2 separate regions of the Homo sapiens genome follow, and region 2 is linked to region 1. Evidence: chromatin contacts called from ENCODE Hi-C or POLR2A ChIA-PET data. All regions are on one chromosome and are shown on one strand. Each heading gives the region's core, a stretch centred on a gene start or an enhancer-like site at or near the end of the contact. The rest is flanking DNA. Distances are from core to core; before and after follow the strand shown. Region 1 overlaps LARGE1 (LARGE xylosyl- and glucuronyltransferase 1). Region 2 overlaps LARGE1 (LARGE xylosyl- and glucuronyltransferase 1).

Region 1 (4,038 bases), core at 1,117-3,616:
AGGCAGAGATGGGCAGATCACCTGAGGTCAGGAGTCTGAGACCAGCCTGGCCAACACGGCAAAACTCCGTCTCTACTGAAAAATACAAAAAAAATTAGCCAGGTGTGGTGGCATGTGCCTATAATCCCAGCTACTTGGGAGGCTGAGGCAGGACAATTGCTTGAACCTGAGGGGCAGAGGTTGCAGTGAGCCAAGATCGTGCCACTGCACTCCAGCCTGGGCGGCATAAGACTCCGTCTCAAAAAAAAAAAAAAAAAAGAAGGGTTTGTCCCCAAGAAGGCAAAAGGCAGTGAGGACAGTAGAGATACTTTACACTTTGGGCATGGATTAAAGATGAGGATTCCTCACGCCTATAATCCCAGCACTTTGGGAGGCCGAGGTGGGCGGATCACCTGAGGTCAGGAGTTCAAGACCAGCCTGGCCAACATGGTGAAACCCTGTCTCTACTAAAAATACAAAAATTAGCGAGGCGTGGTGGCAGGCGCCTGTAATCCTAGCTACTCAGGAGGCTGAGGCAGGAGAATCGCTTGAACCCGGGAGGCAGAGGTTGCAGTGAGCTGAGATCACGCCATTGCACTCCAGCCTGGGGACAAGGGCGAGACATCATCTCAAAAAAAAAAAAAAAAAAAAAAAGATGATGATTCTGCAGGGTCAGTGAAAGGTGTCAGAAACCTGTACCAGTCTCATGAATGTGGAAAGTCTCAGCAGAGTGAAGCTGTCCAGGTCTTGGAAATGCCACGATGTCTCACGTCTTCCTCTCTCCTCATTTAGAGACCTTCAGTGTGCACCCACATTGGGTCATTCCCTTATTAGTTTGAGCTCCTGTATCTCTCAGCCTCGTATCTGTGTGAATCCCGATGCTAGCAATGGCACATACAGCTGCAATGACCACCAGGCTGTAAACCTGAGGGCCAGAACTTTGTCTCCCCTGTTCACTGTTCTAGCCCCAGCACCTGAAACAGTGCCTGGCCACGCAGAGGCATGGAACAAAGAATGTTTCGGGCATTCCTGGGTGCTCTGCAAATACTGTTAGCTCTTATCTTCTCAGTTCCTTAAGAACTGGGGAAGAGGAAAAAGCAGTATGATTCCCACTTCACAGATAAAACAAGTTAGAGAAGTTAAGTGCCTTTCCCAAGGTCAAATAAATTCTAAATAAAGAGTACTCAGCATCAGTCAGCCATGGTGGCTCACGCCTGTAATCCTAGGGTTGTGGGAGGCTGAGGCAGGAGCACTGCTTGAGCCCAGGAGTTTGAGACTAGCCTGGACAATAGGGTCTGGGTTATGTTTATTTTTCTAAAAGGAAATTAAAAAATTAGCTGGGCAAGGTGGTGTACAACTGTAGTCCCAGCTACTTGGGAGGCTGAGGCAGGAAGATTGCTTGAGCCCAGGAGTTTGAGGCTGCAGTAAGCTATGATTGCACCACTGCACTCCAGCCTGGGTGACAGAGCAAGACCCTGTGTCTAAAGAGAAGTAAAGGAAAGAAAGAAGAAAGAAAAGAAAAAAGAAAAGAAAAAGGAAAGATGGAAAGAAAGAAAAAAGGAAAGAGAGAGAGAGAGACGCGGGAAGCAGTGGCTCTTGCCTGTAATCCCAGCACTTTGGGAGGCCTGGGTGGGCGGATCACTTGAGACTAGGAGTTCAAGACCAGCCTGGGCAACATAGCGAAACCCTGTCTTTACAAATGGTAAAAAAAAAATTGGCCCAGCATGGTGGCGCATGCCTATAATCCCAGCTACTGGGGAGACTAAAGTGGGAGCATCGCTTGAGCCTGGGGAGGTTGAGGTTGCGGTGAGCCATGATTGCACCATTCCACTCCAGCCTGAGCAACAGAGTGAGAGAGAGAGAGGAAGCAGTATGGAAAGAAATGAATTAAAGAGAGAAAATGAGAAAAGAGAGAAAAAGAAAGAAAGAGAGAGAGAAAGAAAGGAAGGGAAGGAAAGGAGTGGAGGGGAGGGGAAAAGAGGGAAGGGAAAGGGGAGGGAGAGTCCTCTGCACTGAAACGCAGGTCTGAATGACCCCCAGGGACAGCAACATCACCTACAATGTAGCATACTGCCTGACACATAGTACATGCTCACTACACAGTTTTTGAAAGAATGAGTAGTATCAATATATAGTTTCTCATTTTCAGAAAGCAAAAAAATTGAGATGGTCACATGAAGCTACCCAGGCTGCACAGAAGGTGGCAGAGTTTGCAATGGCGGGGGTTGGGTTGGGGCAGGGGCCTAGCACAGAAGTCCAATACTGAATAGGCCAAGGGGCAGAAAATGAACTCCTGCTGGGCACCCGCCATAGCCCCACAGGAGGCTATCATTAGCTCCTATATTAACTGAGGAAGTGAAAGAATGAGGAGATGAAGCAAGCAGCCCCAACTCACACACTTGATTAGTGTTGTGGAACCTGGCTTCAAAGGCAAGTCTGCGCAACCTCTGCCATGCCCCGCTGACTTTCGCCTGACATTTCTGAGATCAAAAGTGAAAGCTGTACATCCAGGAGCTCATTCTTCAGAAAAAGTAGATGAAGGGGCTGGAAGGAGATTTTAGTAAAACTCTGCAGCTATTGTCCATGCGTACAGCTTATTCCATTATTTTCCAATTGATCTGTTTGTTTTGGCTGTAATATTAGCTGGTTGCTAAGCAACTGCTCAAAGAGCTAACATGCTGAACTTTTTTTGGTAACCAAATAGAACCCCAAAAAAGGTGATATAAATCAGTGTTTGGGGGTACAAGCCGAGGGCTGCCAGTCGGCCTGCTCTGGTACCCTGGGGGTTTGGGAGTAACCTGGCCCCTTCGACAGAGTGAGCAGGCTGGCATGGAGGAAGGCTGCTTTCCTCCTCCTCTAATGCTAACATTTAACTTCTCTGGGGCCTCAGTTTGGTCACCTGTAATGGTAGTTACCTTAAAGAGCAGTGTGAAGAACAGAGGTAATGACAGACTGAGTGCAGCTGGCAGGGTTTCTGGCACATGGTAAGGGCTCAGTAACTTGTAACTGTCATCATTCTTAAGTAATTAACAAATGTGTTTTTTTGAGATAGGGTGTTGCCCTGCTGTTCAGGATGGAGTGCAGTGGCACAATCATGGCTCACTCTAGCTTCAGCTGCCTGGGCTCAGGAGATCATCCTGTCTCAACCTCCCAAGTCGCTGAAACAACAGGCATGTTCCACAATGCTCAGCAATTTTTTTTCTTTTTTTTGGAGATGGAGTCTCACTCTGTTGCCAGGCTGGAGTGCAGTGGTGCGATGTCAGCTCACTGCAACCTCTGCCTTCCGGGGTTCAAGCGATTCCCCTGCCTCAGCCTCCCTAGTAGCTGGGACTACAGGCATGCACCACCATGCCCAGCTAATTTATGGTATTTCAGTAGAGATGGGGTTTCACCATGTTGGCCAGGATGGTCTCGATCTTCTGACCTCGTGATTCACCGGCCTCGGCCTCCCAAAGTGCTGGGATTACACGCGTGAGCCACCGCGCCTGGCCAATTTTTGAAATTTTTTGTAGAGATGGGGTCTCACTATATTGCTCAGGCTGGTCTCGAATTCCTGGGTTCAAGCAATTCTCCCACCTCAGCCTCCTAAAATGCTGGGTGACAGGTGTTAGCCACTGCACCTGGCCAATATTAATATCTTGACAGAGCTTGGGTACAGAATTTTATGGGAGATCAGTGCTGAGAAAGTCAGTTTCTAGAAGGGTCTGGGGGCTTCATTGGAGTCCTCAGCTGCCACAGCAAACAGCACCCTTAACCTCAACTCCCACCAGTGATGCTATGGTGTGCACAAGGGGCATCCACTGGTAACGTCTGGGTCAGAAATGAATCCATCTACTCACCAGAAAAAATGTCCCTGAAGCCAAGGGTAAGTTGATATGATTATGTCATATGAAAAGAACAGTGTCTGCTTATTTGGGGCTTCCGAGAGAATGACATTCCTCATTGATTCTCATAAATACTTTGGTGCCTAGGAATTGTCTAGGTCAGAGGTTACACTCTGGTAGTTTGGGGTGGGGGTGTGAGGAGTCAAGGCAGCCTGAAGGCATATTTTGTCGGCCT
Region 2 (4,038 bases), core at 577-3,076, 570 kb after region 1:
GCGGTTTGCCTCCATACTGAGCCCAGCAGGGAACTCACCGTTCCCACTTCTCACACAGCACCGTGGCACACAGGAACACGGGAGCCGACAGTTTAGGGTTCAAGTCTCAGCTTTGCCACTCAGTCACTCCTTTATCTCGGGCGTGCCACCTCTGCAAGCCTCACTTCCCTCATTTCTGAAATGGAGGTTAATCCAACCTCATCAGGTAATTGAGGCAAAGCATTTGCCATGGAGAAGCACTCAATAATGCTGTTGTCTTTATTTCCTTTAGCAGTCAAGAGGGTGGGGTCCCTGCCGTCTCGGCTTGCCCAACAGTCTCCTGCCTCACGATGGGGCCAGGGGATGGCTGACAATGCCTGGTCAATCCCATCCCCATTTCTAGAAGACCCTGTAAGTTCAGGTAAACTTTATTAGAAATACAAAGGAGGAGCCAGGCCCAGTGGCTCATGCCTGTAATCCCAACACTGGGAGGCCGAGGTGGGCGGATCACAAGGTCAGGAGTTCGAGACCAGCCTGACCAACATGGTGAAACCCCCGTCTCTACCAAAAAAAAAAAAAAAATGCAAAAATTAGCTGGATGTGGTGACGCATGCCTATAATCCCAGTTACTCAGGAGGCTGAAGCAGGAGAATCACTTGAACCCAGGAGGCGGAGGTTGCAGTGAGCCGACATTGCGCCATTGCACTCCAGCCTGGATGACAGAGCGAGACTCTGTCTCAGAAAAAAAAAAAATGAAAGGAGATAGGAGTACTTTTATTTTCAAAAAATTGAAAACTGTGGTTCCTGAACTGGAAGACACTAAAAGTAACCCAGGGTTTTGAGGAGGCCAATGTCTGGGGCCTGCTCCCATTGGACTGCAGTTTCACTTGAAGGCAAAGTCATTATATGGCATCCCACATCTGTTAATCTGGCCTAACTAACGCCTCCCATGTTTCCAGGTGAATGTGAGGCATATGGAGCTATGACAAGCATCACAGAAGTTCCAACTCCAGTGAGGGGTGCAGCTCCCCTTTCTTCTTCCATTGCCTGGCAATGGTTTGTACAGAACCTACCAGGCAGGTAGAGTCTTGACCTGACAGAGACAGGAGGAAGCTGGGAGGCAGGAAAGGTCAAGAAGACCCTTCAGACCACTGATGACCATTAAGGTTCCTTGTAGGTTTAAGGGGCTCTCATTTACTTCAATAATCCTGGAGCCCCCATCAGTGCCTACCATGGAGCTAGGACCCAGCAAAGACATGGAGGCCCCTATGTTCAGGAAGGTTATTTACAATAAAGATGCAATAAAGTGCTATGCTGATATAAATAAATAGCCCAAAGCACAATACAGATACTAAGTACATACATGATAAAGACAAGAAGGGAACTTAAGAAACCAATGCTGGCTTCGTGTTGCTGGGGAAAGCTACATAGGCAAGGTGCAGGTGGCCTTGGAGTGGAGAGCGCCTAAGTCTTCTTCCTTTACTTGTTTCAAAAATGCATGCTTCTGTACATTTTACCAGGCAAGACTGTAAGCTCCTTGAGGGTAGGGATGGTGCCCTGTTTACCACACTATCCCCAGTACCATGCATAGAATAGAGACTCAAATGCTGGACTGATGGATGGATGAATGGATAGATGGGCAGAAGGATAGTCAGGGCTGCATCACTGCCTTGAGACAGCAGCAGAAGACATATAGATTTAAGTGGCCAAAGCCCACAGAACAGGGCTTTCCCCAGAGGCCCGTGGCCACATTTTTCCTCTTCCTACTTTCAGAATCTACAGCACTTTTAGCCCACAGTCCCTGGGTTTCACAATCACTGCCTATATTTGGACTGTACTCCTGATGTGGCCTTATCCTGCAGGCCTCTATCTCTCGCTCACTCTCTCACATGTCTCTCTCGATCACCTTTAACCTACTTCTGCTCCTGACCTGGATCCCTGGCCCACCCACAGGTTGGTTCGCAGTTTCTGAAAGAGTCACAGCCGTGGGTGTCAGGCCCAGCCCAGCAGACAGAACACGTTTGGATGCACTGTTATCATAAAGTACTGCTGACTTCTACTGTGGAACAGAATTCAGTGACCTCTGCTTCCACGTCTGTGCAGGACAAGCTCCCTCTGCTTTTGCTCCATAGCCCCAAGTCTAGCCCAGAACCTACTCCCCTTCACCCATCTTCAAGAAGGGAAGGCACAGCTGGGAGCCGTAAAATGCCACTATACCCATGAGCTGCAACCATTTGTTCCCTCCAGCAAGACTGCAGATAATTTCAGCCGGACCTTCTCTTCTTCTCACTCTGACCTCGAAGTAGATTTTGTTTCATCTGTTTGTTTTCATGACAGAACATCCTGGTAGGGAATATTGGCGTCTTTTTCTTTTCAAAGTGACACTGACACAACTCCACTTTGTGCAAATAAATGTTTTCAACCTAAATGAGTCATTTGGTGGGAACAGTGAGTTCGCAAGCCTGCATATAGGTTGACCCCTTTACCAAGGAGGGTGGCAGGTAGCATTGTGTTTGGGGCTGACAAATATTATGAACAATGAGATCCTTTCCATGGTGATATCCCTTGCTGTACGCAGGGAAAATAAGGATAAAAATAGGGTGATAGTTGAAAACTCTGGGCCAGGCAGAATGCATCCTTGGGGAGAATCCAGCTACACTAGTATCTTGCCATAAAATCTTGAGAGTAAAGGAGGTATTTAACTTCTGACTCTTGTTAATTCATTTGTGGTTGTCAGGATTTTAAATGTAAAACATTTAAAAAATACTCAGTATATAGTAAGCATTCAATGTTAGCTGTTATTCTTTTTTTTTTTTTTTTTTTTTTTTTTTTTTTTTTTTGACAGGGTCTCGCTCTGTCATCCAGGCTGGAGTCCAGTGGCATGATCTGAGTTCACTGCAACCTCTGCCTCCCAGGCTCAAGCAATCCTCCCATCTCAGCCTCCCAAGTAGCTGGGACTACAGATGCACACCACCATGCCCAGCTAATTTTTGTAATTTTAGTAGAGATAGGGTTTCACCATGTTGCCCAGGCTGGTCTCCAACTCCTGGGCTCAAGCAATCCTCCTGCCTCAGCCTCCGGCCTCAGCTCTGGGTAGGCCCAGAGTTAACTACCCCATGGTGGATGGATGTGGCCAACTCAGCTGCTGCCAGATGACACTCATAAATGATCATAAAGCAATCTGCCTCAGCCTCCTAAAGCACTGGGATTATAGGTATGAGCCACTGTACCCAGCCTGTTGTTCTTTAGAGACAGCATATAGGGGGCTGTTTTGCCCAGTATGGGAGTCACAACCCACATGTGGCTATTTAAATTTAATTAAAATTAAACAAAATTAAAAATTCAGTTCCTCAGTTGCACTAGCTACCTTTCAAGTACTCAGTAACTACCCATGTCTAGCGGTGACAACATCGGATGGTGCAGATGGAGAGCAGTTCCATCCTGCAGAAGGTTCTGTAAGACAGTGCTGATATGAAGGTGAAGGAGTAGCTTGAAGCTTGAGGGTCTGTGTGACCTTGGGTGAGTTACTTCACCTCTCTGTGCCTCATTTCCTCATTTGTAAAATGGGGATAATGTAGCTACATTATTCAGTCATAATAAGGATTATCTGCTCTGGAAGCACTCACAATAATGCTTATGATAATGGTAAACACACACCAGATGGAGCCCTAGAATGGACGACAGACACCCTTATGGTGCACGGTGGATTGCTGCGAGGATTAGAAAGACTTTTATAGAAAGCACCTCCCACAGGCCCAAACATAGCAGACACTCAGTCCATTCACTTTTTTTTTCAATAAATGTTCACAGAGCACCTACTATGGGTAGGCATTCTTCTAGGCACCAGAGACATAGAAATGAACAAAGGCCTTGCCCTCATGGAGCTTACAGTCTCACTAAAGGGGTTGATTATTGCTTACGCTAACAGGAACACCAACATGTCCAGCATATTACGTATTCTCAGCAATGAAAAAGAAATGCCAACCACAAAGCTACCCACAAAGGTGGCATCTGACAAAAAGGGCTCTAATGAATGAATGGATGGATGGATAGATGAAT

The links. Hi-C counts contacts between places; a loop is a spot of excess contacts on that map. ChIA-PET counts read pairs that join two places held with the same protein, here RNA polymerase II (POLR2A). Pooled maps may share reads with other maps.
Region 2: a pooled map shows a loop between it and region 1 (2.8-fold over the local background). The contact joins two enhancer-like sites. A Hi-C loop is called at or near these places in 1 of 37 single-sample maps with no recorded cell type and 3 of 50 pooled maps. POLR2A ChIA-PET finds 5 or more read pairs at or near these places in 2 of 52 experiments (H1 and OCI-LY7).

The regions. Positions count from the first base shown.
Region 1 is chr22:33,297,370-33,301,407 of GRCh38, forward strand. All of the region lies in intron 12 of LARGE1 (LARGE xylosyl- and glucuronyltransferase 1), which reads right to left. Among named protein-coding and RNA genes, the nearest start is that of LARGE1-AS2, 140 kb to the left of the region's middle. RefSeq lists enhancers at 2,464-2,513, 2,524-2,893. Within about 2 kb of position 2,367, at least 5 of the 41 ENCODE cell types and tissues checked have a DNase peak (open chromatin) inside an H3K27ac peak, as active enhancers do.
Region 2 is chr22:33,863,050-33,867,087 of GRCh38, forward strand. All of the region lies in intron 1 of LARGE1 (LARGE xylosyl- and glucuronyltransferase 1), which reads right to left. Among named protein-coding and RNA genes, the nearest start is that of LARGE1, 55 kb to the right of the region's middle. Within about 2 kb of position 1,827, at least 6 of the 41 ENCODE cell types and tissues checked have a DNase peak (open chromatin) inside an H3K27ac peak, as active enhancers do.